Linked DNA regions of Homo sapiens: region 2 is linked to region 1. Evidence: chromatin loops called from intact Hi-C (ENCODE). Cell type or tissue: chondrocyte. All regions are shown on one strand.

Region 1 (8,000 bases):
TGTGTGTGTGTGTGTGCGCGCGCGCGCGTGGAAATGGTGGTGGGGGTGTATGTGAACAGCTGAATTTATTGAAAATAAACCCCAACCCGCCCAGTGAAGTCCTCTAAGCCCGACACGGGGTTCCCAAGTCCGGATGTGGCTCCGGGACCGCGCGAGGCGATGCCCTGTTCCTCTGGGCTTGGCTGTAGGGCGGGGAGGGAAGGCACCACGGGGTGGGGGAGAACTGAGCCCGAGTCGCCGCCGTCACAGTCACTTGGGCCTTTCCCGGAGGCCAAGGTCTTGACGGACTGAAACGGTGTCCGAGGGGATTCGTGATACCGAGAAAACAGGCGAGGCGCCAGCTCGGGAAGCCCTCTAAGTTGGCCCCCACTCCTTACGAGTTTGGGCCGCCGGATACACTGCCCCCCTCGTCCCTGGCTCCAGTAGGTGTCTGGGACCGTGGGTCCCGCAGCGGGCTTTTTCGCCCTCTCCGCTTGGTTCAAGACCGGCGTGGGCCCATAGCCTCAAAGCGTTCGGGAGGCAACTGCGGTTTGGGCCCCCTTGCACCCGGCTGCCTGAGCTTGCCTGCCCCTACGAGGGGTGGGAGCGGATTTCTGGACGCCTGCTGGCCTGCCTGAAATTTGGGGTGCGGACCGGGTGCTATCTTGGGCTTTCCAGGTGTACTTTTCATTTCAAGGGGTTGGGACAAACTGTGGGCGTTCGTATTTTGCACGCGCCAGGGCGTTTTTGTGTTGAGTGGCCCGGTGGTACCCTGGGCCAGGGACCTGCCCATCCCCCGCCACATCCTTAACCCGTGGACTGCAGGCGACGCGGAAGGGTTGGCTCCGGGACGCGACCGGCAGAGCCGGCGCCGAAGGTTTCGGCCTCAGCCCACGCGGTGGCGCTGTCGGGAGAGGACGCTGGGGCTCCGGGCCGGGACCCGGGCAGTGACCCGGGCTCGAGGGTGGCGGGACATTGACGCCAAGCCGAGGCCTCGGGGCTCTTCGCAGCCACCTTGGGCCTGAGATCCTCTGCCTCACTCGGTGTTTCCCTAAGGAAAACGCGGCGGGTCGGGAGCGCCACCCGGGGCCCCAACCCCGGCAGCTCCGAGCTGGGGGCGGGGACGCAGCGGCGGCTCCTTCGGCGCTTCCTTTTCTTCCCCCACCCTTGCCTTGTTGTCCCGGTTTACAGTCGATTTCTACAAGTAAACTAGATTAGCAGGGCAGTCATTCTCTCGCAGCGTGGTTGCAGAAGGGGACCCACCTATTAAGTTCTGGGCTCTGCAAAAGAATGAAGGGCGCCCCGGGGGGCGTTGCCTGGTGTGGTAGGGTGGTGCTCCAGGCCGCAGGACCCTCCGTCTTCCCCGGTCCCCCGGCCCGCGGCCGCCGAAGGGACACCAGATCTCCCACCAACGACTCCCCCAGCTCTGAAACCTATCTCCTCGCTTTCTTCCCCCAGGGCAGGCAGTGCCCACACCCGACGCCCATCTCCTACCCCGGGAAGCCCAGTGCAGAAAGCTCCCCGTCCTCGCCTGAGGCAGCTCCTGGGCCGACCTTGGCAATTCCCTTCCCGCCCACCCGGCTCCTGAACGGTCGGCCCCACTAGCCCCAGACCCTCGGGCCTCTGGGGTGCTAGGCTCACCGCCTAGCGCAGACTCGTTGCCCACCATCCTTCCCCATCAGTCGTCCCTCTGAGGCGTATCTCTCTGCTCGGGCCGCAGGGGCTCATTCGCTTGGGGCCGGGAGGAGGACCTCCACAGTCTCTACCTCCGGCGGCCGACGGCTTCCTTCCCTCTCCGCCCCCGCCCAGACCCCCTGAGCTGCCGGGGGAGCCAGGAGTCATTTATCTTTGCCTGGCGCGGGTTGGGATTTGTCCGGCTCTGATGCCAACGAGGAAGGCGTGCGGATAACGAAGTAAGTGTCCCCCGCCCTGCGCTCCGGTCAGTCCCCAGACGCCCGGAGCACTCTGGGAAAGGGCTGAAGCCCACCCTGGGCGAACCGTCCTCCAAGGCGCGTCCCCCACTGGGGTATTCTGGCCCCTGGCTCTTGTCCTCTTGGCGCATCTGATTTCCAGTCTAAGCCCCTCGCGGTTATGCCGTCCGAGAAAGTGTTGGTCGCCAACTCTCCACGGACAGTCCGCGGCGGAAATTGGCTTCAGAGCTGGCGTGGGCTTCATTTGAAAGAAATGATTCCCTCCCGCCCTCCTCCCGCCCCCAGGAGGGCAAGCTCCAGGGGAAGAGGCAGGCCCGCTTGGGTTCCTAGAAGCCGTCGAAAGCTTTTGACGCGGGCGATTCCCATAGTTTTCCCTGCGTGTTCCAGGGTTGAGGGAAAACGCGGCGCAACTTTCCAGGGCTCTTTAAAAGGCAGGGTCTCTCTGCCTGGGTGACCGAACTTGAAAGCCATGGACCTTGGGGATGGATGCCGGGCCCTCAGAGCCCGGGATGGCCCAGGCGAGAGCCGAAGTCCCGCGCCCGGCACCCTGCACCCTCCACCCAGGCGCCCAGGCCTACGCTGTCCGGAGCGGGCCTCTAGGAAGGAAGGTTGACCAGGGTCGAAAGCACGCACAACAAAAACTTGGTGTCGACAAAGAGAAATCAAGAAACGTCATTAGAGTGCAGGCCATAAAAGAAGGCCTGACAGAGAGAAAAGGAGAGAAGATGGAAATAAGAAAAACCATACACCTTTAACACTAGCATATAAAGATCTATTGATTTTTAAAATAACAAATCCGTGTTTGTGAAAAACAGGCGGCCTTTTACTAAATTACATAAGGAAAACTTGGGAGGTGGGTGAAGAAAAGGGGAAAAGTCTGAGCAGATTCCCGACAAAAACGTCAGTTAGAAGGAAACTGAGGGATAAAAATGTCCCCCAGATGTGAACTCCATGTTTTGAGCATGGAAGCAAACTATCTCCTAATGCACAAAATGGGTTTTAGATAAAAGTATTTTTAAAAATCAAACGTAATTAAAACAACTCTTTTCTCGTGATTTTGTTTTAAAAAGTTTGGAAATAAACCTTTTGAGGGATACAAAACGAAACCAAACAAATATTCTTGAATCATCAGCAAATTTATTCATTTACTGTTTTAAACAATACAAAATTCTAGCGAAAGGTAAAACTATTAAAATATATCTTATTGTCGAAATTAAACCTGCTGGAAATAATCGCTTCAGTTGAAATAAGGTCAATACAAAAATTGTGCAGTAAAAAGCGTATGTAATTTGAAACAAAAAAGGCCTTTATTAGAGACAAAACTCGAGAGGACAAAAACCCACACCGGACATAGATCACAAAACTTCCTAGAACTCTCCTTTAAATCGGAAGAAATTTGTAAAATGTGATATGAAATACAACTCTACAAACATCCAAAATACATTTCTGGTCATAATTAATCGTATTTGACATTTTCCTCTAAGTTTAATGCAACTTTAAATAATTTAGGCTTTTTCCTAACATGATAGATTTTTTTCAGTATCAGAAATGGACAAGAGGAAACTCCAGTAAAGAGAAAAGCAATGAATTTAAAAGGGTGCAGAATCTGAAAACAAACTAACCACAATGTACATTTAATTGTACTTAATTGTATATTTCATTTAAATAGTCCTTCTCAGGGGTTTAATAATTTAGAATCAATAGTTCCCTTCAAAACATAATAAAATATTTACACTTTATAAAATATTAACCGATTAACAATACAGCCGTGTTGTTTATAAGAGTGTAACTGAAGTCCTGCAAATCATGCTGTTGACACAAGCCTGTGAGGTTAGCGAAGTGATCCTTAGCAAAATGTAAATGAAGATCTTCAGACAGTGGTGTTTATAAAATAGCTCATTAATGACTTAGGATTGAATCGCTCCAACCATTCGCATCATCAGATATAATAATAGTGACGAATCAGACAGGAAAGATCCTGGCTAAACCATTTGCATTTTTTTCCAGAAGTACTGAACTCCTAATATCACCAATTCTTCTAAGTTCCTGGACATTGATCCGGAGGAGGATTCGCAGTTCAACATCAAGGTAAGGAAGGATACAGCATTGTTATCGTTGTTGAGATATTAGTAAGAAATACGCCTTTCCCCATGTTGTAAACGGGCTAAGTTTGACAGTGGTAGTTGGCTTTTGCAACACCCCCTTCCCATTTCGACATATTACAGATTGAAGAAAAAGTTTGTTGCTCAAAACTTACAGTTTGTTTCTTTGCAGCCCCAAACCTTTTAGCTACCACCACGGGTTGATTTACTAGACCCATTTTTGCTCTCACCGACTTCGAACTGTGCATTTTCTCCCACTCTTTTGACTGGGGGTGGTATGCGGGGGGAGGATGGGGCTTGGTGAAGAAAACCAGGGAAAGGCAAACGCTGCCTAAAACTCCCAGGGTGGCTCCCCTAAGAATTGCTATCCTGCTTGTTTCTTTTCTCGGCTGGGATCCGACCGACTCCCAGGTCGCCTCGGACTTCTTTGGAACTTGGTGGGCGGCGCCTAGGTGCGGGGTTCGTGGTGATCTGGGCGCCGACACTTAGGCCGGGGGCAGGTTTCCTTCCTGGGACCCTTTCTCTTCCAGAGGCTCTCAAGCCTCTAAGCCCGTGCGCATGCCGCCTACCAGGTAGATGCGGCGAGGGCGAGTGGAAGGCAGCCTTGTCCCGGGCACGATCGGCGGACTCAGCTTTTCGCAGTCTCTGCTCCCAGCAGGGATTTACAGAACTGCTCCCGAGAGCGTTTCCCGAAACCGAACTTAGTTTGGCCCTCTGGCGCCGCCGTACAGTCAACGCTTCTTAAGGGGGATCGGTGGCTCTTGCTGCGGGAGATGTGGGAGAGCCCTCGGGGTCCTGGGGATTAGGAGGGAGAGTCAACGTGTGCGGGAGGGACATGAGGTGCAACCAGTTGAGGGGGGATTCTCTGGCCTCAGGGCCGGCGGGGATGCGTCCACATTTTCTCGCCTAAGGTCCTAGCGGCTAATGTCCGCCGACGCCCCGGGTATCTCGCGGGGGCTGCGGCCCCTGCCCACGTGCTTTTCCTTAAGGAGGCAGCGCGCCCAAGCGGAATCGCAGGGACAAAAGCGCGGCCAGAGGCCAGCCTGCTCGGCTAGTGCCCGCGCCACCTTAAATGAGCACCGCGGCCGGAGTCGGGCTGCCGGCGGCCGCGGCCGCGGGAGTCGGCAAAAGTTTGTGGCTCTGTTACGCCTTCGCGGGACCTGCTGGGGACGCTCCTGTGCGGCCTCCCCCCGGGCGGGGAGGCCGGGTCCTCAGGGCACAGCTCTGTTGGCGCCAGCAGCCCTGGGCTCGAGCAGCTTGGGGTCCCCAGGAGCCCCAGTCCTGTAGCCCGAGGACAGGCAGCCCCACCGCCCTCGCCGCCACCGCGTCACGGGCTCCAGGCGGCCCGGTTTGCACCGCTCGCGATGTCGCCGGAGCGGCGAGCGCTCCAGCGATGCCATCCAGGGATGCACCCCGCTCTGCATCCACCACGCAACCCCCATTCCTGTGCCACCCACAGCCCGGCGGGCAGTGGCCGTGCTCCTGGCATTCGGGACACCCCGACTATTGTTCCGGACTCGCGGCCGTGCCAGCTTTGAAGGAGAAGCGGCCTTCCCTGCGCGCGCGGCGGCACGAAGCGCGGCGGGCCGGGACGTTCGGCTCGGCGCGGAGGGGGAGCTCGCAGGCACCGGGAAAAGTTGCTCGGAGGGGCGGAGGCGGTGGGTGGTGGGCGGAGGCGGTGGGTGGGGGAGGCGATCGCCCTCCTATCTCCAAAGTCGAAAGTACTCCGCGCAGTTAACAGAGCTGGGAGCCGAGGCAGCCGCGGTCGCCTCTTGCGCGTCGGTCTGCGTCTCCGCCGGCAGACGCGGCACCCAGCGACTGCCTTGTCGCCGCCGCCTCCGCGCCGGGACGAGTGCGCCTAGGGGCTGGGCGAGGCGGCCGCGCCCTGGACCCGCCACAAGGAGGAGGACCAGACCCTGGGCCCCGGTGCCCGCCTGCGCCCAGACGCACCCACCCGCTGGCCGCGGCCACCGCCTCGCGCCGCACTCGGTTCTCTGCCATCGGTCCTTCGCCGCCTCGTGCATGAGGTCCTCGTCACCCCGCTCCGACCGCCGACTCTCCCCTTCCTCTTCCCTCCTCCCTGCCTCCCACCCGCCCCTCGCCTGTCCCTCTGCCTCCTTCGCAGCCCCGCCGCCGTTGGGTCGCCGTGCTCACAGCGATTGATTGATTGATGTTTAATTTCCTGCCAGGCGGGGCCCCCCTCCCCCCGCAACCTCCCCAGCCCTCCTCCCCGCCCCCCACTCCCCTCTTTTCTTGCGGTGGACCAGTCTGGCTTGGGTTTAGATCCATCCCCCCCACCCCCATCCCGAAATAATCCAGAGACTTCCCCTACCCCCACCCCAAATTATTATTTTGAAGGCGCTAGATCTGGGGACCGAAAGGGGGAGGGGGAGAAATCGGAAACCGAGGACAACCCAAAAGGACTCACTTTGCCTGATGACTCAACGCAACTAATAATCATCTCCCTCTCAGTGTGTCTCTCTCTGCGGCTTGTCAGTGAGTCCGGCTCTGGCTGCTGGCAGAGGCGGCCGAGAGGGGAGAGGCTGGAGGTGACAGCTTGGGCGGCCGCCGCGTTTCCTCCCGCGCGCGGTCCCGGGTCCCTGCGTCTTCTCGGCTCTTGGTGTTACCGGTCCCACCGCTCTGGCCGCGCCTCCTCGCGAGCTAGCCGCCCTGCGAACCAGCAGCCCCGGCTCGCCGCCGCCGCCGCCGCCTCCGGGTTCTCAGCCCTTTCTCTCCAGAACGGGTCTCCTTCCCGAAGGTGTGAAAAGGCTCTTTCAGCCTCCTTCTCTTCCCCCCTCCTCCGCCGTCCCCTCCCCCGCTCGCTCGGGTGTCCCTTTGGAGGAGTCCTTTCCCTCTCCTCCTCCTCCCCCTCCTCCCTCCCCCCATCATCATCATAACAACCATCTCCGCACCAGAAGAAGACACCCTGACCCAGGACCTTAAACATTAGGACCTGGGGAAGAGGGAAGGGGAAGGAGTAAAGAGGAAGACTAGGAGAACACTGCAAAGCCAAGCACCAGAAACTTTCCACCCTGGATTCTCTACTTTTGCTCCATGGACAGAGCCCCAGTCAGCCAAGTTTCAGACAGACCGTGAGCAGTAAGTACGCAGGGCGAGGGCTCCCGCGCCGCGCTCGGGAGTTCGGGGAAGCCCAGGGCCAACGAAGTCCCCTCCCCGCCGCTCTCGGCCTCTCGGACCGCGAAGTCGGGGAATGCAGGCGGAAGCCTCGCCCTCAGCCCTCCTGCTCCGTGTCTTCATCTCGCATCCTTCCTTTCACCTCCCCCTGCCACCCCCACCTTGTCTCCTTGACCCGTGGCGCCGACACTGCTCGCGCGGCCAGAGCGCCCACGAGGATTCCCAGCGCGCACGCAGTACGGTGCCGGGGTCTTGCTTCTTGCGGGTGTCAGTGACAACGCGAGCGCCGTTTCATCAGGTGTTTCCCCTCCTTCCCCGCCCCCCCCCACCCCCCCAATCCAGGGGTGTCGAGACCTGCGGCTTCCGTGGGGAGCGCACTGCCAACCTAGTGACCCAGAGGAAAACTTTCTGGAGCGATGTTAAAATTGGGGCGGATGAAGGCTGCTCTTGCACTAAGAATTCAAATGCTTTTTGCTTTTGTGTTTTATATTGAAGAGCTTTAAAAAAGCACTGGGGATCAGATGAAGATAAGAACGCTCCAAAATAATAACGATTGTAGCGCCCGCCTTTGTGATGGAGGTTATTCTGATAAATACCTCCAAGTGTTTTCGGATGCTTATTAATGTGGAATTAGGGTTGATTTTATGCAGGTGTGTGCTTATCTCAGGACTTGCTCCGTATAGGTAAAAAGCGGGTATTCAAGGGGTTCTTTCGCCCGGCCTTTGGCTCCTGCCTGGCCATTCACAGCGCATTTACCGGGTGGTTAATTCGGTTATGGACTTGCGCACACCCCCAACTCCCTTCCCATGTGGGTGGAACGTCTTTTTCTGAAGTTCACTTATTCCGCAACCCT
Region 2 (8,000 bases), 440 kb after region 1:
ACGTGTAAATAATTAAATATCTAAAGAGTTTTGCTTGAGTGTTCTCTTTTGAGAGAAATGACTTTTTACTTAGCTCGTATTACTCTTATATCATCAGTGTTATTGCTATAAAATGCATTTTCTATGTGGTCTTTACTGTTAAATTACTACAAATAAGACTTACAGGTTGTTAACCTTATGTGCTATGGGCAAATCAAAGTCATTTTCCATCTCCTCTTTTTATTCTATTTATTAATTGTCATGCACTAGGCCCAAAAAATAATAAGAGAAGAGAAAAGAAAGGAAGGGAGGGAGAAAAGAGGAAGAAAGGAATAAAAGAAAGAAGGAAGAAAGGAAGAGAAAAAAAGTAAAGAACCAGTAATGAGAGTGGCTGTTTGGGAAAGAGGCTTGATTGCTTCAGGAAACCATTCTGATATACCTTAATGCTACCATTAATCACATACATCCCTTTAGTGGAAGAAACAGCATCACTTTTTACCTCAACATATATTGGCATTATTGAACTCCCTCATTTCCTTCAGTTCTTTCTCAAAACTTGCCTTTCCAGTGAGCTTTTCTTGGCTACCCTATTAAAAATTTGAACTCCCTCCCCTAATACCATATTCTTTTCCTTACCTTACTTTTGCATCTCAGTACATATAACTATCAACATTCTCTCAATGAAAAGTTGAGGTGTTTATCTGTTAATTTCTTATGCATTTTAAGCTCTTAGAATATTACATACATAATACATGCCCAATAAATACTTGTTATAGAATGAAGAAATGAATGAATGAATGAATGAATAAGAGGGGTAGTGAAAAATCAATCTTTTTTGAAATGACTGATATAAATCTTGGGTTCCTTGAAGTTTTTTCTAGCATGTTTAGTCACAATTCCTGTGGTATATTAAACCATTTGCATGATATATTTTTTTAACTTCACTCGTTGAATCTGGCTATTCTTAACATTAATATTCATTGCCTTTATAGTAAATATTTTAGACTCCTGGTATTGGGATTTAGATTTTGAGCTTCAAGTATCTCCATTAGTGAAACTGAAAGGTTGTTTTTGAACTTTTTATAAGAAAGACTTTGCCATGGATTACATTTCTGCTTTTTTCTTTCATGATTTATTTCAGCTTGTTAAAATATTTTGTGTCTTAATTATTTTGTACTTTCATTTTTATTATGCAAAATTATTCAGAATAAAACATGCATATTCTAAAAAAAAAAAGGTAACATGCGGACAGTGTTGCAAAACTCCAGGTGGGAGCTGTGACTGTCATGTAAAAATGACATATGTAAAAGTTATAAAATATACAACTAAAGTATTTGAAGGAGAAAGGTGTCATTTGGGGGAGATTTATTCTCAAAGTCATAAGAAAAAAAAAGGGAAGTGATTCCACCTGTTCCTTCTAGAGGTTCTCATTGCATTGCCATGTTTAATGGCAATTTATGTGCTGTATTACAAACAATTTAAATAAAAAAAAAAAGACGACAAGCTCTTGCCTTCTGGAAAATAGACCAGTTAGAAAAATGACGCACAGTTGCAGAAATAAATATGTTCATTGAGTTGTTAGAACCATTTAAGTTCAAAAACAGCAATAAAGGAAGGCACATAAAAGAAGTCATATTTCCTTTTATTTATTCGCATGATATATACTTAAATCTTTAAGAATCTATTCATTTATTCTATCTTGAGATAAAACTAATCTACAACAAAATGCATAATCTTAAGTTTACAATTTAATGAGTTTTGATAAATGCACGTAGCCAGCCCCATGTAACTTACACCCCTGAAAAAATTAGACACTGCCACTGCCATCACATCCCAGTAAGTACTCTCATAGTCTTTCCCAGTTATTCCTCCCCATCACAGTGAGGCAACCACTTTTCTGATTTTTAAAACTGTTGATTAGTTTTGTCTAATACTGACCTTCATATGAATGAAATCATGCTCCTCTGTGTTCAGCTTCTTTAGCTCAAGGTAACATCTATTAGACTTGTTCATGTTGTGTGTATTAATATTTTTTAGTCCTGAGTAGTATTCCTTTGTGAGAATATACTAAAATTTGTTTATCCATTCTCTTCTTAATGAAATTTGAGTGTCCAGTTTATGCTACTTATGAATAAAGCTGCTATGGACATTCTTGTGCATGTGTGTAGGTTTTATTTTTTGATATGTTTTTATTTTTTGGTAAATATCAAGGAGTAGAATTACAATTTCCAAAAAGTGAGTATATATTTAACTTTATAAGAACTGTCACAACTTTTTCCAAAGTGAATATACTATTTTACACTTAAGCTATCTATTTATTTTTATTGTGTGTGTGTGTTTTTTTAAAAGGAATAGACTTCTACAATCCTTAACAGAACATGGCCATCTGGGGTCTAGCTGCCAAAATCGTTCCGTATATGCCAGGTACTTTATAAAGTATTGTCTCAATATCTACTGTGCATGCTTTCTCCTGAATGAGAAAAGTGGGATGGTTCTGATTTTCTGGGGACCGGCTATGGAACAATTTTTTTTTAAACCTACATGTTAAAATGGTACTTGCAACCCACTTAGTAAGTGTGAAAATAAGAAAGTTCTAAATTATGGCTGTTGTGGGTTGATTAAATTTTACTGATAATTTGAGCTCACATTTCCATTTTTTCTCCCTGAGCTTTTAAAGTTTACAAAACCCAATATGTATCGTCACAAGCCACTTTAAGTTTTCCCATTCATGTTTGATGGATTTCAATATTTCTTACTTTTTAAAACTTACTGAACACATCGAAATTTTGTTTTTTAAGAATTATTTAATGTCCAAAAGAGCACAGGAATTTCTAACATCCCTTTCCCTCTTTGAACAAAGTTTAAAAGGAGTTTCATTCTGGAAGAACTTAACACCAGTTTTAAATTCACTACCCAGAAGACCTGGTGACATTGGTCATCCTCTCCCCTGCCTGTGCATCACTGTGGTGGAGCTAGAACTGTGAAGGCACAGTGAGGCTCCTAAAATGCATACGATTTCGCAAGCCTATTCTCACCTAAAATATTATTTTTCCTCAGAAATATTTGTGTTTGAGAAAAAGCAACTACAGGGCAAAATTTTGGAGGAAGGTTGAAAACAGGTACCATGGAAAATATTATTATTGATTTTTATAAATGTATTTGGCAGTGAATGTGTACCGAGCTATCCAATGTAAGCATCAAGATTTCTTTCTCCATTGGTAGTATAGCAGAGTCCTCTTTCAGTAAACATTTGCTTTTGGAAAACATAAAAGGTCAGTTTTGGCCAACTGCATTACTCCTACTCTGCCATCTGTAAAAAATTTAGACTTTGCCTTTTTGAATGACCCTTTAAAAATACACAAGACCTAATTCTATCCTTTACTCCCATAAAACTCCCATTGGACTTCAGTGGGAACATTTTAAAGTTAAGTTCTGAGGAATAAGGACATTTTACAATGCCCTCTTGTGAGAACTTCCTTGGGCAGAACTCAGCCAACTCCTCATTCCTCCTGAGAGAGTTCTATGGTCTTACTGGTTTTCGAGCTTCAAAATAGACTCTGTGCCATTAAGTGGTTATGCTTCTTGAGCACACACACACACACACACACACGCACACACACACAAAACCTCACCCTAAAACTCTAATGTTGTGCAACACTAAAGTAGATGGCCCTTGGTGCAGTGACAATCTTCCTGCCTCTGTTCATCACGTGTTGATTGGTAGATGTCAGTTCTCAATGCCCTGCTCCACATTTCCTTAGTGCTCCACTGTGAAAACATATACCATTTTTGAAGACTTAGCACATGCCAGGCATTGTACTGAAATTTACATACATTATTCCACTTAATCCTGTGAGGTAGGAATTACAATTCCTGATTCACTGTGAGGAAAGGGAGACTTAGAGTGGCTAAAAACATGCTGAGAATCACATGGTAGAGCCAATATTTAGACTGTACTCTCTCTGATTCCAAAGCCATTGCTTGTAATTGTTGCACACCTTGCATTGCAGTGTACCACTGCCCTTTATACACCTTAGCGGGGGAGAAGGTGGTTGTTCAGGGAGGGTTTTGCTTATATGCCTGTCTGTCTTCCTAATGAGATTGACAAACGAGATAGGGTTCTTGTTTTGTTCATCTTTGTATGGTTACAGCAGGATGCATAGGAGTTTAATAAATAAATCTTAAATTTAAAAAGTACTCCTTTTTGTTATCATAAAAGTTACACCTCCTTGTTAGGAATAACTAGACAATAAAAAACAGTATAACTCATTTCCAAATAACAGTATCCAGAAGTAATTCAGTACATCTTTGATAAATGAGTGAATTCCAAAAATTAAAAAAAAATACTTATAGTCTTGTGCTGCTTCTAATATATTTGTATGACAATAGGCACACCATGACCTGATTGCTTGATGTTAATTAAGCATGATTAGTGCATGATAAAGTCTTTAGTCTTCACAAAGCTAGAAAGTGAAAGAGAGGAAAAAAAAGCCCAAATATTTCTATGATCAAACGATTTTAATTCACAATATAAAGTTCCTGCAGTAGCATTTTATTTGAGACTATACATCTTTGAGTCACTTACATTTAAACTATTAAACTGATCAGAAGTACTTATTTTAAAATTATCTCTTTATGATAGGAATTATATTTCAGAAATTTAATAAAAATATCCTTGTATTTGTATGCCAGTTAAATAGGACTTGATTTAAGTGCTGTAGTTAAAAGCAGTTTATTGGTGAAAGTCTAGCCCCTAGTGGACAGGCGTCTCTGGTACACGCCCACACACTGAGCTAGTTAGGTACAGTTTGGAGGGATGCCTTCTTAAACCTCAAGGGCTTCAGAATGAAACCGTCTGCAAGACTTTTGATGTTAATATTTTCTTCTCTTTTTTTTCCACAAACATATCCATTGTATGTCTGGATTATAAGAATTTTATAATATTTTAATGAGCATTAAGACTTTTTTCCTGCATTATTAAAATTTCTTGAAAGCAGTAATCCTCTTCCCTGCTTAAAGAGTAAAGTTTCTTTCCTTTCTTTTCCTACTCCCTTTCTTTTTACTGTAAGTATCCAACATTTAGGCAACATTAACTCTTTCAGGATGAATTTAGATTGCACTTATAACTCCACTTTCCACACACACATATTTCATAAAATTCACAATTTCTTTTAAAACTAAAAGGAATTATTTTTAATTACTTCTTTTCACTCATGTAAGCGTGTATGATATATAGACATAAAAATAAAGTGCAAAAATTTAACACCCAAATAAGATAGAAACACAATATTATACCTGATATAAAGCATATGCAATCAGAAAGTTATAATTTTCTTAAGCTTATAAAATCCTTCTTGTTCTAAGAATTGTTATTAAACACATTTTATGATTCAAAGAAACCATAATTAGAGTTCTGTAATCACCTTGATGATCCTACATGTTTGCTTAGTTTTAGAAACTTAATGCAGAAAGACTGTGAATTTGCATTTCAAATACAGTCAACTCTGCTATAATATGACATATGTGTTGTAGGGCTTATGCACAAGGGGCACAACACTCAAAACCTTTGTCAGTGATACGTAAAACAAGTTTGAAATCTAACAAATATGAGAGTTCTCTTTTACACACATTACATGGTCCGGAAATACATAAATACTATTTTACCATAAATATGTCACATTACCTTGAAACAAACCTGAAGTTTGCTTGTGTAAGTGGGTGTCAGAAGTGTTGCAACTTATGAGTTTTTGTGAAATTGTAGAAGGTGGCTTATCTGAAATCAGCTGGAAAGTTCTAATAGCAGATGTGGATGGGTGTGACTCATAACACAGGCTGGTGAACTGAGGTAGCTGGCAGATGTTTGAGGAGCATATGTGTGTTTTGTGTATTCCTGTGTAGCTTGTATGAATTGGGTACAGCTTCCTGCATTCCTCTAGTGTAGCTTATGGACAACATGGTGCATACACAAATACAAAATTTGCATTGTCCTCAAATTATTCTCTACTATATAAATTGTGTGGGAATAAATTCACATTTCCAAAACAAGAGTTATAGCAAAACTGATTATATTCTTTGTCAAAGACCTGAAATAGAAGAAGAATTACTCATTAAGAATGAGAACTATTTAATGTTTAAGAAATGGTATAAAACATTACGCACAAGCTGTTCTAGACTTTGTTAGCCCCCGTGTGTTATATGTTTGGCTGTTACATTCTCAGCACAATTAAGTTCATTTATTCCATGTCCCTTTAAGTCATATGGTGGGTTTGATAGAATGTAAGTCAGGTAGGTATGGTTTTTGTGTCTCTTGACTTCATGCTTTCTAAAACTTTCCATAGTAAGATATAGGGGAACATGAATAACATTCTTTAAGTTATGGTTTTTATGTGTGTACAGATGGAACACATAGCTCAGATAATAAAGGGAGGGAAAATTTTTCCCTTTGGTCAGTTAAGATTAGCTTCACCCATGCTAAAATTTCAGAAGGTGAAAATATGAGTTTTTAAAATGCATTTCCAAGTTAGAAAAATACATGCATCTCTTATTCAGTATGAGTAGCCAAAATAAAATGTATCATAAAAGAACACTTGATTTTCTCTTCCAAACTTACACCTCCCCAAGTCTTCTGAATTCCATAAATAAGCAGCCATGTGGTTTCTCAAGCCAAAACCAAGGGTCATTCTTGCTCCCATCTCTCCATTATCCTGGTTTCATCATCATCCAATCTAACTTCTGTCAGCTCTGCTTTTAAAGTCCATCCAGAATCTGTGCATCCACACTGTCACTGTCATCTCTCACCTGACTGCAGTGCCTCTTAGCTGCTCTGCCCCCTTCTACTCTTTCACCCAATAACTCATTTGCTGCCTAGCTTCCAGGGTGATTAGAATTACAAATCAGATCACACCCTTCCTCACTCTGACCTTCCAATGGCTTCCTATTTCATTTAGGATAAAATCTGAATTTGACCAGGGCCTATAAGCTGTACATTATTTGGCTCCTGACTAAGTTTCTGACCTTATCTCCCATGCTTTTGGTTCAATCCACTCTAGAGATGCTGGCTTTCCTTCTGCTCCTTGCACAGCAGCTCTTCCCTCTTCTGGAATGTGCTCAGCTCAGTCTTTGCCCAACAGTTGTCTTTAGATCTCAGCTTCCATCTTACTTCTAGAGTATCACTCCCTCCACCATGACCCTACCCTTTTTACCCACTTACTAAATCACTCATTTGGTATTATATGCAGCCCTACTACTATCTGATATCATCTTGATCATTTTGTTTCTTTACATTTATTTTCTCTCTTCTCAAGAATTAAGGCCTCATGGGAGTTTGTCTTTCTTGTTTAGTACCTTAACCTTGGCACCTCTTCTAGTGCATAACATTTGGATGTTTAATATATATTTGTGAAAATAATAAATGAAGATTTAAAAAAGAGGGGAGATACACACAGATACACACAGTCACACACATATGTGTGTATATATGTATATACACACATATATACATATATATGTATATACACACATATATACATATATATGTATATACACACATATATACATATATATGTATATACACACATATATACATATATATGTATATACACACATATATACATATATATGTATATACACACATATATACATATATATGTATATACACACATATATACATATATATGTATATACACACATATATACGTATATATGTGTGTATATACACACATTATACATATATACATATATATGTGTATATACACACATATATATACACATATATATACATATATATATGTGTATATATATATAATTTTCCAGCAACGTAGGCAGAGTTCTGTGCTTTACAATGCAAATGCTCTCAGACTTTAAAAAATAGTTTTGAGTCGATGTGGTTATGTCAACCCAGTTGATGAAAATCAATGGTGGTAAGCATTTAGAGATGACTTACCATATCCAAGGCACTCCTTTATATCCTTTTCATATAGAAATTCATTCAATTCTTACAATAGCCCTTTGAGGTAGGTACT

The links. A loop is a pair of places that touch in the nucleus more often than their neighbours do. Peaks named below come from ENCODE experiments on the same cell type or tissue, not always from the same donor. Only the 100,000 strongest peaks of a DNase experiment are listed, where the experiment ranks them.
Region 2: it touches region 1 in a loop (2.2-fold over the local background); 9 of 110 quality-filtered maps call a loop at or near these places.

Annotation. Positions count from the first base shown.
Region 1 is chr2:199,456,450-199,464,449 of GRCh38, reverse strand. It overlaps SATB2 (SATB homeobox 2), which reads left to right and starts at 6,511. Exons shown (of 11, transcript NM_001172509.2): 1 at 6,511-7,111. RefSeq lists enhancers at 1,370-2,135, 4,630-4,924 and a silencer at 5,191-5,320. In chondrocyte, CTCF peaks have their summits at 629, 877 (motif pointing right) and 4,995; DNase peaks (open chromatin) are centred at 1,806, 4,739, 5,009, 5,969 and 5 weaker places.
Region 2 is chr2:199,016,821-199,024,820 of GRCh38, reverse strand. No RefSeq gene overlaps it. Among named protein-coding and RNA genes, the nearest start is that of SATB2, 440 kb to the left of the region's middle. In chondrocyte, CTCF peaks have their summits at 4,517 and 4,720; no DNase peak of the experiment used is centred here.